2 separate regions of the Homo sapiens genome follow, and region 2 is linked to region 1. A link is a contact called in ENCODE Hi-C data. All regions are on one chromosome and are shown on one strand. Each heading gives the region's core, a stretch centred on a gene start or an enhancer-like site at or near the end of the contact. The rest is flanking DNA. Distances are from core to core; before and after follow the strand shown. Region 1 has its middle 36 kb from the start of DAB2. Region 2 has its middle 140 kb from the start of LINC02104.

Evidence for each region. A loop is a pair of places that touch in the nucleus more often than their neighbours do. Pooled maps may share reads with other maps.
Region 2: a map with no recorded cell type shows a loop between it and region 1 (12-fold over the local background). The contact joins two enhancer-like sites. A Hi-C loop is called at or near these places in 3 of 37 single-sample maps with no recorded cell type and 3 of 50 pooled maps.

The regions. Positions count from the first base shown.
Region 1 is chr5:39,457,336-39,463,684 of GRCh38, forward strand. No RefSeq gene overlaps it. Among named protein-coding and RNA genes, the nearest start is that of DAB2, 36 kb to the left of the region's middle. Within about 2 kb of position 3,801, at least 5 of the 41 ENCODE cell types and tissues checked have a DNase peak (open chromatin) inside an H3K27ac peak, as active enhancers do.
Region 2 is chr5:39,658,138-39,664,486 of GRCh38, forward strand. No RefSeq gene overlaps it. Among named protein-coding and RNA genes, the nearest start is that of LINC02104, 140 kb to the left of the region's middle. Within about 2 kb of position 3,039, at least 2 of the 41 ENCODE cell types and tissues checked have a DNase peak (open chromatin) inside an H3K27ac peak, as active enhancers do.

The DNA of each region.
Region 1 (6,349 bases), core at 2,551-5,050:
AGTTTCTAATTAGCATCTGTTTCACTTAGACCATGTAAATGGCGAAAACCATTCAGGCAATCTGTCATACATCCTAAATTATATGAAAAGCTGTCTACATTAATCAAATAAATTGTGTAGCATTAGCCTTTGGGTTCTCAGACTATTTTTCAGCAAACACACATGCCCCACAATGCTTCTACTTCTTCTTTTAAAAGTCTATTTTTTAAAAAAATGTGGTATGTCTAATGACTTTTCCCCCTTCAAAACCCTGTGTGTGGGAGAATAACTGATGGCTTATAATGAATTGTTTCAAATTTGACTCTCTTCATAGGCAATGTTATCTAAGCCACAGGTCTAAAAACCACTTATATGCCAGCAATTCCTAAATTTATATCTCTAGCTCTAACCTCTCCTCTGAACTCCAGACTCATATACACGCTACCTCTTATATATCTCTACCAGGAGGTCTGAGAGGCGTTTCAACCTAACAGGTCCAAAACAGGGCTCTTCTTTCCCATCAACCTGCTGCCTCTTCATTCTTCCCTCTCAGTTGATGTCATCATCCACTTGGTTGTTCAGATGAAAATTTAGGATTCATCCTTAGTTCTTCTCTTTCATCCTTGACATTGACACCACTGGGTAAGTTGGGCCAATTCTATCTACAAAATTCTTTGTGAATCAGTTCACTTTTCTCCATCTCCTTGTTACTACCCTGAACTATCTTCTCTCCTAACATTTAACCCATTATCCAGAAAGAAGCCAGATTAATTGTTAAAAAAAAAAAAAAATCAAAATCATGGCCCGGCACAGTGGCTCATGTGCGTAATCCCAGCACTTTGGGATGCAGAGGAGGGTGGATCAGGAAGTCAAGAGATCGAGACCATCCTGGCCAAAGTGGTAAAACCCTGCCTCTACTAAAAATACAACAATTAGCTGGGTGTGGTGGCGTGCACCTGTAGTCCCAGCTACTCGGGAGGCTGAGGCAGAAGAATTGCTTGAACCCAGGACAGAGGTTGCAGTGAGCCAAGATTGTGCCACTGCACTCCGGCCTGGTGACAGAGCAAGACTCTGTCTCAAAAATAAATAAATAAATAAATAAATAAATAAATAAATAATCCAAATCAAAGTACATCCATTTCCCTCATGCTTGGAATAGGAATCTATGTGATCCTATACCATCTACCACTCTAATTATTCTCCTATTCGGCTCTAACTATTCTCCCCTTCTCATATGGTGACACAGCCACACTGGCTTGCCTTATGCTCCTTGAAGAGTTCAGGTTTATTCTTCCTTTATGAATTTCACTTTCATCAGCTGGGACTATCCTCCTTCTTGAGACTCGCATGTCTGGATTCTTTTCATTCTCTAGTTCTTATTTTACATTTCACTTCCTCAGCTAACCCTTTCTTGATTCCTTGTCTCAGTCAGGGTCCACCCAGGAAAATGCAATAATGCTTAAGTGTTTAAAACACAGGAAATATAATACATAGTATTGGTTATCAACATGGTTGAAGAGCTAAGAAGCCAAACAGGGGGTGGTAAAACAACCAAGAGATTAATAAAAGCAGAAAGTCACTACCAATCCTAGTCCAGAGGGACAAAAAGTGGAGGTGAGTTTACTGGAGTTCAGGGACCACAGCAGAAGCTAGAATTACATCAAACACATCTGGTGAGAGCCAGGGGGTGTATGCAGCCCTGCTGAAGATGCCGTCTAAGGCAGAGAGAGAGGGCAGAAGTACTCTAGCTTTTCCCTTCTACCAGTACTCCATTCTCGTATCAGTGGTTCCTTTATTAAATCCAGCCTTAAATCAGCTAACACAGGAGACAGCGAAATGCCTGCGGGGGTCAGCCCCACCACAGTACAGAGCAGAGCAAGACATGGGAGAGAAATTAGTTGGAATGGAATCAGGCCAAGGATGGGAATATTGCCCAACTTAGTAGCCCTTCTTGCTCAAACACATCTTATCCCATCATTCCATTTACATCACAGCATACATCATCACTGCATAGTTTCTTGTTTGTTTATTTTTTATCTTTGTCTCAAGGTCATGTCCAACACAGCACCTGGCATATTTTATGTGCTCAATAAATAATTGTCAAATGAATACAATGGGAGAAATTTTTTATCTATAAAATCACATCAGAAAAGATGTATAAAGTATTCATTTAATAATCCCTTCCATGTTTGTGTACATTGTAACTAGAAATACAAGCTGGGTTATTCATGAGATCAATAGTAACACATTTCTTATGGGGACCTTAGAAGTTAGGTTGGATCATGGGGTTGGGATGGGGAGAAGTGCCTACTGCTATATTTTTTTTCTGAAGAGATGACTGTAATACTTTTAAAATAAATACCTGATTCAGTCTCACAATTGTGTTTTTGCTTCCTTAGTCAACATTCATCTTTAAGAATAACTTTACTGAAACAGGATAACATGTTTTTTAAAAATTGTAGAATGCTTTTGGTCACAAGTAAATGTTTCCAAAATCAAGGAATGCTAGAAAAGATTTAATTCCTAAAGATTTAAATTAAGAATTTAAAATTAATAAAAAATTAAACATTAAATTTCAGAATTTCTCATTTTCCTTCAAGTCATCAACTTCCCTTAGTAGTAATAAGTTCATTGAGTTCATGCTGTTTATAACACAGTTAGCATAAAGATCTCAGAGCTGTAGATGCAGTTTAACATACCATTCTCTTGTTTTTCATTGAGAAACATGAGATTGAGGAATACCAAGAGGTTTCTCTCAGGATTATAACACCAGAGGACCAAAGGATCCTTAACAAGATAATCAAATCCACTCCCTTTGCCTCCAAGGTATGCAATGAATTATCAAGCTAAAGCAGGATTACATGTAAATCCACATTTGCTGAGAGCTCTTGGGGAAGAAGATTGTAATGACCCCATTTTAATAGCATTTACTGTTCATAAATGTTTCCTGATATTTATGCCACATCCTTCACACTACAATTTAAGCCTATTGAGCTCACTCCTTCCTGACCTCCCATAATATGCTCAATTTTGTGTTGCCCTTTAGTTTTTTCATATACGAAAGTTCTGTCTTTATAACAAGATCATCTATAAGAATTACATGGCTTTACATTGTTTCAGTTCTTCCTGGAGTACAGGTTGAGAGACTTCTCAACTAACTGATGGACACCTTTTATAAATTTAGAAGTTTTGCAAGAACATAGCCACAAAAGTAGTTAAGAATATCAGATTTTATTCCACTTTGAACCTTCAAGTTTGTCAATTGCATGGGTTGCTAAAAGACTTCTGTAGTTTCCTAATTCTTAGCAAGATTTTTTTCCCCACATAGTTAGAAGGGTTAAGCCTACGTGATAACAGTACTCTTTCATGTTGATATTGCCTTTCATACAGATGCATATAAGTAAATATGGACAGAAATATTCAAATAACTAGTCAAATGATAATAATAAAAATCTAAATGTTAGAATCTATTTTGGAGACTTTTAATTAGCTAGTTATTGATGTACATGTGTAATGTACATGATATTAGTACATAAAGAGATTAAACAATAATCATAATAGGCCAATATTTATTGAGTTATTGTTACATTCCAAGCCCTCTTCTAACTCTCTTTATATATAAAAACTTAGTTAGGCTTCATGACAATTCTGGGTTGCTACTATTAATATCTCATTCTAAAGAAAAAGGAAAGCTGATACACAGAAATGTAAATTGTCCAAGAGCATGCAGTTGGTAGGTTGCAACTGATGTTCATATCTAAGAACCTGTGCCCCTAACCACTAAACTCCGGCTTCTGTGGTGAGAGGACTTTAATATTTAATAGGAGGTGTCCAGGAAGTGGCACATGATGGTTCTGGTTTCAGTTCTCACTACAAGAAGAAGTGACTTGCTTGCCACAGCAGACAGAAGACCGCTGTTCTCTCAGAGGAAACGCAGCTGCCAGGGAGAAGGCACATATAGACACAGTAAAGCTATGGTCAGCATTTGAGGGGGCTACTGGAGGGAAGCAGAACTTTATGAAGAACTCAATCTATAAAAGTGAGGCTTTGAGCTAGTAGTGGCATGAGCAGTGACCTAGACTTAGAAATAAGGACCCTGAAGTAAGATATGGACATTCCAGCCCAACTAGGCATCATAGTATGTCAATCATCCTGCCCACATTAGAAGAGCACCAGACAGGATCAGATCTGTTTCCATAGGTCGTAGCCACACAGATAAAGTGTTATGACTAGTTGCTTAGTAGAACACACTGATGGTTTCTTGTAAATCATTGTTTATAACTAGAAAGATAAATTGCATACAATTCTTATTTGAGAGTGTGGATGGAATTATTGTTAGTAAAACCCTTTCATCATCGTCTGAAAGTTCCTAGTCAAAAGAATCCTGCTATGTTTTGATAAATATGAGTTTTTGGATAAAAGAATAGGGTGAACACATACTCTGACTTCAAAGTTCTTTAATGTTTATAAAATTTAGGTGCTACCTGCTGCAAATATATATATGTATGCATATATATGTGTATATATATATATATATATAATCATCTAATGCCATATTTCTCAGCTGATAAATACACATGTACATATACAAATACATATATTTGCATACATAATCTTCTAATACATTATCCTCTCCTGTTCCAGTCTCCTCAATTGATTGTCAAAATCTCCCCATGTTCCTGCCCTACGATACTGAAAGAACATTATTTTCCAATTTTATATTACTTTCTGCAGACACAAAATCATGCCATGTCCCTTCTTACCTCCAAGCTTGTTGTTCTTGTTGCTTCTGCTGGGAACGACCTTTCTAGATAAATCTAAATCCAGTCAATTACTCTTCAAGGCCCAAATCAAGTGCAGTTTCCTCAGATATTCTCCACCCAACCCTGATTATTACCATCTCCATCCTCCCTTGGTACTTCCTGCTCGAGACACTTTGGCAGTCAATCACATGCTGCCCTGAACATTGCCATGTTTCATGTGTGCATACATTGCCTGACAAATCATTTGTATATTTCTTGGGGCTAGGAACTGACTCTTAAACTTTTTGCCTTTGCACAACTTCTAGGATAATGTCAGACGTTCAGCTGACTCTCAATGCATAGCTGTTTGCAACAAAATGACTTGAAAGCACGTAATTGTTTTACTTCAGACTTACTGACGTCAATAACTACGTTATTTTTGAAGGACATTTTTTCCCCTTAGGTCCAGAAAGACCTGTAGGGCACACTGTACATCACAGTCCGGGCTCCCTCTAAATCCACTGCATGTTCAGTGACAGGAATTGAGTGTATCCTCTTGTCTCCACATGCTTTTTAATCCGGGTAATTTATATATTTCTACCGTTGGACAAAAAGCCATTTCATTGGAAGGAAAATGTCCTATTATTATAGAGGCACACAATTATTTGAGTTTAAACACATTTTGATGATAGTCCGCCAAAGGAATTTTCTCACATGGAGGTGATGCCTATGTCAGTTTAAGTCCTCTGTGTCCAGAAATTGCTACAATTCAGCTTTATTGGCATTGGCATTTAGGCAGGCAGCTGTTGAATGGACTAATGAGACATGGTGAACATAAAATATATGGTTTACTTAATGGGTTAAACTCAATAATCACACAGCATAAGAATATATCTCAGCCTCAATCATTCCAATGTATCTTAAAAACTGTAATACTTGTGGATCCATCCACTGTGAAATTACCTAAAATCTCCAACTTAGTGCTTTTCATCTTGACTACCTCCTGGAATGATGGCTTCAATAACATTAATAGCACTAGCAGTTAGCATTTAGCAAGTACTTCTTATATGCCTGTAATTATCTCCATTAATCTTCACCACAAACCTGTGAGAGATGAGGAAATTGACGCCTAACGAGATTAAGTGTCTCAGTCAAGGTCAAGAGTACAGTTAGTAAGTGGTAGAACCAGGGTTTAGTGCTCTCTGCCTCCTCAAGTCAGGCTAGTCTAAACTCTCCCTATGCTCAGCATCAGCATCACCTGGCAGCTTGTTAGAGACCCTGAGTTTCAAGCCCCACCAGGACCTACTGAACCATAATCTGCATTTCAACAGTTTTCTCAGGTGATTCATACACACATTAAACTTTGAGAAGCCCTTCTCTAAACCACCGGGTTATAATGCCACCCTTCCTGCCCAGTCTGTATCTCCCATCATTTGTTCTGAACTTACCTCTCCAAACTTCAGGGCAATGTCACTGTCCAATTTATAATTAAACCTTTGGTGGTTCTTTGGATTTTATCTCTTCTTTCCTCAGCTTTCAGTTTTTTGAGTAAACTTTTAGGGAACCTTCTTTAACACTCAAAAATGTATTGTTTCAATTGCATTTCTATGGTCATTTCCCAGCTCTCT
Region 2 (6,349 bases), core at 1,789-4,288, 200 kb after region 1:
AACCAGAGAAGAGCACCTGAAACATCAAAAACCAAATAAACCAGGAAATGAAAAAAAAACTATTATAGTAAAATGAACAGAAAACTTAAAAGAGAAAAAATGATTGAAAGTGAGAAGAATAAAATGCTTTATGATTAATGTTACTAAAATAAACTCAAAATGGATCAAGAACTAAATGTAAAACTTGAAACTATAAAAGTCCTAAAAGAAAACACAGGGGAAAATATTAATGAAATTGGAATGGGCAGTTGATTTCTTAGATGTGGCACCAAAAACACAAGAAGCAAAAGCAAATGATACTACATCAAATTTTAAAATGTCTGCATAGCAAAGGGAACAACTGATGAGTGAAATGCAACCTGCAGAATGGGAAAAAATATGTCCAGGCTTTGTATCAGGTAAGGGGTGAACATCCAGTGTACATAAGGAAGTCCTACAATTCATGAAAAAGAACCAAAATAACCCAATTTTTAAAAAAGCAAAGGGCTCAAATAGTTTTCTTAAGAATACACACAAATGGGTAACAAGCATGTGAAAAAATGTTCGATGTCACTGCTCATGAAGGAAATGCTAATCAAAACCACAATTAGATATCACCTCACATAACCTCACACCATTTTAGGGTGGCCACTAAAAGCAAAAACAAAAGAAAACAAAACAACAACAAAATCCCAAACCACAGAAAATAACAAGTGTTGGTGATGATGTGGAGAAATTAGAACACGTGTACACTCTTGTTGGCATTGTAAAATCGTATGCCTGCTGTAGAAAACAGTAAAGTTATTCCTCAAAACATTCAAAATCAAACTACCATATGATCCAGAAATCTCACTTCTGGGTATATATCTAAAAGAATTGAAAACAGGATCTTGAAGAGATACTTGCATAGCCATATTTATCGCATTATTCACAATAGCCAAGATGTGGAAACAGCCCAAATGTTCCTTGACAGATGAATGAAAAAATGTGCTATATACATACAGTGTAATGTTTAGTTTTAAAAGAAGAGGAACAGCAGGGTGTGGTGGCTCATGCCTGTAATCCCAGCGCTTTGGGAGGCTGAGGTGGGTGGATTACCTGAGGTCAACAGTTCCAGACCAGCTTGGCCAACATGGTGAAACCCCGTCTCTACTAAAAATACAAAAATTAGCCAGGTGTGGTGGCGGGCACCTTTAATCCCAGCTACTCAGGAGGCTGAGGAAGGAGAATCACTTGAACTTGGGAGGTGGAGGTTGCAGTGGGCCAAGATCATGCCACTGCACTCCAGCCTGGGCGACAAAAGTGAAACTCCATCTCAAAAATAAGATAAAATAGAATGAAATAAAATGAAAGGAAATCCTGTTATATGCAACAATATGGATGAACCTTGAGGACATTATGCTAAGTGAAATAAGCCAGTCACAAAATGACAAATATTGTATGATTCCACAAAGACGAGGTATCTAAAGTAATCTTACTGATAGAAACAGAAAGTACAATGGGGCTGGCGGGGGAGGAGAAAACAGAGAGTTGTTCAATGGATGTAGAGTTTCAGTCATGAAAGAGGAAAAACGTTTTAGAGATCAGTTGTACAGCAATGTATTTATAGTTAATCATACTGCACTGTACACTTAAAAACTGTTAAGAGGATACATTTTGTTATGTGTTTTTTATCACAATAAAAATACCATACCACCTAATAAAAGCTATTAGGATAAGCCAAGACAGCGTGTATGGCACCGGAAAAATTAGTTTCTCTATGAAGTACGTGCTCATGTGGAGATCTAGCAACCGAGAGAAACACAAAACAAAATGAAGTTACACAATCTAAGCCTTTAAAACTCAGTTACTATGACTATGATGCTTATAATGGAAGCAAAATGGGTAATTCAAGCCTTCGTGTAAGAAAAATTAAATGTTTCTTTGCTGGGGAAGTGCATTTAAGTGTTCTTTTCTTTAAGTTCAAAGTCTGCCCATCATAGTTATTTGAGTTGTTAAAGGAACTCTTCTGGAAAAAAAAGCATTTAATAAGAGTCAGGATTATAATACTCATTATAATCCTGCTCAGTCCTGGCAGGTTCTGATCTAAATACCAAGTCCAAGCTCCCACACAGCCAATTAGGAAAGCTTTTCTCAATATCCAAAGAGAGGTGCCAAAGAGATTAAGTGTGAGATGCCACTGACAGCTTCTTCCCATAAGAAGACATTATTTTGACAACATTAAAGATTCTTAGTGGGTTTATTTTAAAGTTGCTGAATCGTCTTGGTGTAGTAGGATGTCTACATCCTAGAAAGTGTTATCAAAATTGAAAACGAGTAATGTAAATTTTTAAAATTAATTTTTACATGAAAATTTTGTACATTTATATTGAATATAATGTGAAAATATGGTAGTGTAAAATATAAAATATGGAAAATATGGCTCAATGTCTGATTTATCTAAATAGTTGTAAGAAAATGTGTTTAGAAAAATACGTAGTGACAGTCAATTCAGATATCACCTTTGGTAAAAATGAAATATTTTGAGTGTGATAAAAATGAAAGGAAGTAACAAAAATAAAACAGAGGTAAAATTAAAAAGGCTAAAATGCACAGATTACATGTATCTGAAATTAGGTATGTTATCTTCCATTTCCATAATATTAAAAAGAATCTCTTCTGCAGCAATTATTTAAAAATCTGTGGAAAACGTTGTGTTAAAAAATATTCGCATTGGAAGCCTGAGAGACTGTCTGCTAGATTATTTTTTATATGACTGTATCATCATTGGATTTTCAGTTTATCTTCTCTTTTGGCCTATTAGTTCTGACAAAGACTCTCTTCTTAGTCAGACTTTAGGTAGGTCTAAAAGCTCTGAGCTTTTCAACTTGGCCTTGACCTTGACCCTTGTCCTGTCTTTGGTTTACCTAGTAAGTTTTAGGAAGAATCCTGCTAAGTTTGTTTATTAAGTCTCCCTACCCTTGATATCTAATCACCCTTTTTCATCCCCTACTCTTGATGTCTAAGTCCTTGGCCTGTCTTTAGCAATAATCTTATTTGGTGTGTTTAGCAAGAATACCTCTACTCCTGATGTCTTAGTTATTTACCCTCAGGAAATTTCTCTCCACTGACCCCCTCACATTAGTCATTGGCTGTATTCCAGTGACTCCACTTGTTCTTGTTGTATTTGGTAATCCCAATCTCTCTCATCTATTGCAATAGCCCCATGCAATAGTCTTGAATAAATTCTTCCTTAGTCTTTTAAAAGTGTTAGAATAAATGTTTCTACTACCTTTGTTACCTTAACACCAGGGGTTTGGTGGTCCTGCTGCTGGCCCCACAGAAAGCCAACCACTGAGACAATGAGCATTGCTAGGGAAGAAGGGTTTAATCAGTGCTGCAGCCAAGGAGATGGGAGATCAGTGGCAAATCTATCTCCCTGACCTGCTAAAATTAGGGTTTGTGTAACAGGGAAGAAATGTAACTATGTGTGGGAAAACCAAAACTGGGGCATGGTAAGGAAGCAATCATGATGAATGAGGGTTCTGGCATCTCATTGTCTGGATGCAGTGATCTGGTGAGTTTCAGTTCTTTGATCATTTTTGAGAGGCCTGAGGGTAATTTCCTGAGGAAGGAACTCATGAAACAAATGTAAGTTTCAAGCTTTAAGACCAGAAGGGTTACTTTCTCTGTTTCTTCAAACAACAGCAACAACAACAACAACAAAACTGTCTATGGGACAACTGGGCCGGTTTCACCTTTATAAAAATTATTAATTCTTGTTGAGTGTCCCTCGTATCTTTTCTGTCTGTACCATTTTATTTCCTGAATTTGAATTCTAAGAAGAAAAGCATCTTTACTTCTTACTCCTTTCAGCATAATGCCTTGCTGAAGCTCTTGGTTTATATGTTATGTTTTATAGCTAAATACAACATACTCTGGGCAGAAAGCTAATACAAGTGAGATTAAGTATTATAAAGAAGATAAGTATCTTTTAAAAATATCTAATAAATACAAGAAAAGTAGAAATGGGTGTCAATAGTTAAAATATAAAGCAGTTAATTTTAGAATAGACAAGGACTAATTTTAACAAAGGGATAAAGTAATCTACAAAACTCATTAACTCAATGCCTGGTAGTGCTCTCAAATAATTTTTAAAAAATGTTATTTATTTATTTTTATTTTTTAAAGACAGAGTCTTGCTCTGTCACCCAAGCTGGAATGCAGGTATGCAATCAGAGCCCATTGCAGCCTTGAACTCCTGGGCTCAGGAGATCCTCCCACCTCCATCTCCCAAGTAGCTAGGACTACAGGCATGCACCATCACATCTGGCTTTAAAAAAAATTTTGTAGAGATGAGGTCTGCTACGTTGCCCAAACTCATTTCAAACTCTTGGCTTCAAGCAATCCTCTGGACTTGGACTCCCAAAGTGCTGGGACTATAGGTGTAAGCCACTGCACTTGATCAAATAATCTTTAGATCAGGGTTAGCAAAATATGTTCTGCAGTCCAAATCTGGTCTATTGTTTCTTTTTGTAAATAAAGTTTTATCGGAACACAGCCATGCCCGTTTGTTTATGTATTGTCTGTAGCTGCTTTAATACAGCAATGCCAGAGTTGAGTGGTTGCAGCGAAGACTGTATAATATGCTGAAAATACTTACTATCTGATACTTACAGAAAAAGGTCTGTTTCAAATATTTATGCTTTTTCTTCTTTTATGATCAGTATTAGCTCAACTCTTATTATTCCAAAACAGTTGCCCAACAGAAGCCCTTAATGTTATATAAAATTAGGCAAAATAATATTTATGAACTGATAGTGAATTATATTGCTGTTTACTACAGGTACTGAGTAATGTGATATACAGGCTCAAATGAACTCTACAAAACTTCCTGGGATTTAAGGCGGCAAATGTCTGTAAAAATGCAAAATACAGACAAATTATGATCTATCTTTGTGAAGCTAAATAATTTAGAGAAATTACCTGTGTGACTTGTTTCATAATCACTGTTAAACATAATGATTGCAACCTAGGACAGCAAACTTTCAAAAATAACAGCCAATGAGTCCGTTTTGAATTCTTATTGATTTTCTAGGTAAGTGATTATGTAATAAATGCCCTGATTACTTGCCAATGTCGGCTTCATTTAGTATTCAAATACAAAATATTAGTTGAGCCACTAATGCAGTGTATATACTTCATAGGCTTGAACATGACTGGGACTTAACCCATCATAACATTTGACCATCTAAACTATGCCTTTTTTGACTGAGCATTATAAGTTTTATATTCCCATTCTTTATATATCTTTCTGTTCTTTATATTTCTACAACCTCATGTCTAAACTCTGTACATGGGCCATGTGATCAAATAACAATACTATGTTATATGAATAAATTACTATAGCTTATATGAAGCATGTGAATAGTATTTGATCCTTTCAACAATTTCTTGCAATGGGCAGAGTGGATATCCTCAATTTCCCTATGAAGAAATTACAGCAGAGGTGGGGAATGGTTTGTCTCCAGTTAGACAATAAAATCATAACAAAAGTAGGTCTTTTGATTCTAAATGCAGGGCTCGAGTCTTTGAAGCTGCAGTTTTCCTAGACAGAGAATTAGGTTATTTTAAATGTGTGAAATGTCATGATATATAATCATTATGCTTATTACTATTATTGTTCTTCATAATGCAGCAGTTTGGTTTTCACATTGTAAATGCAGGCTAAAATTTAGATGCTGAAAGAATCATAATTCATAATTACGTTAAAAATGTCTGTGTAGCATATAACTATGATTTAATCAGGTACCATACTTGATTTTCAAGGAACTTGCTTTGGGTTTCTTTGAAAGGACCAGTGAGTTGGATAAGATTATTATACGAATTCATTTGTATATTATTTTACTATCTCCATAAAGGAAATTGGGTAAGTTTGCAAGATGAAAGCAGTTGAAGTAAGATATTTAGGGAGTAAGGGTTAGATACAGAGGCCAATGATATTTAATGTATTATACAAACTCTTTTACTGTGTAAGCTGGAACATGCTTCTTTGTAGTCTCAATGTTGTATCTCCAGGATTTTGATTACTCTCATATACCAGTAAAAATATTTGAGCATGTGGCCATTTAGCATGTTCTTACAGTAAATATATCTATTTTTGATAGTGGTCGGAAGCAGATAAATTCCTAGGCAGACAAGGGTGGGTCCCTGGTGAAGCCTGACCTTCAGGATAGAGACAACCTACACCTGAAAAGTGGGGTGCCAGTTCAGGGTGTAGTCCACAACCTATAGTAAGAACTTCCTTGATGCCTTTCAGCCAATCAGATGATGCTTTTTCCAGGTCCGCCCATGGACCAATCAGCACACACTTCCTCCATTCTGAGCCCAT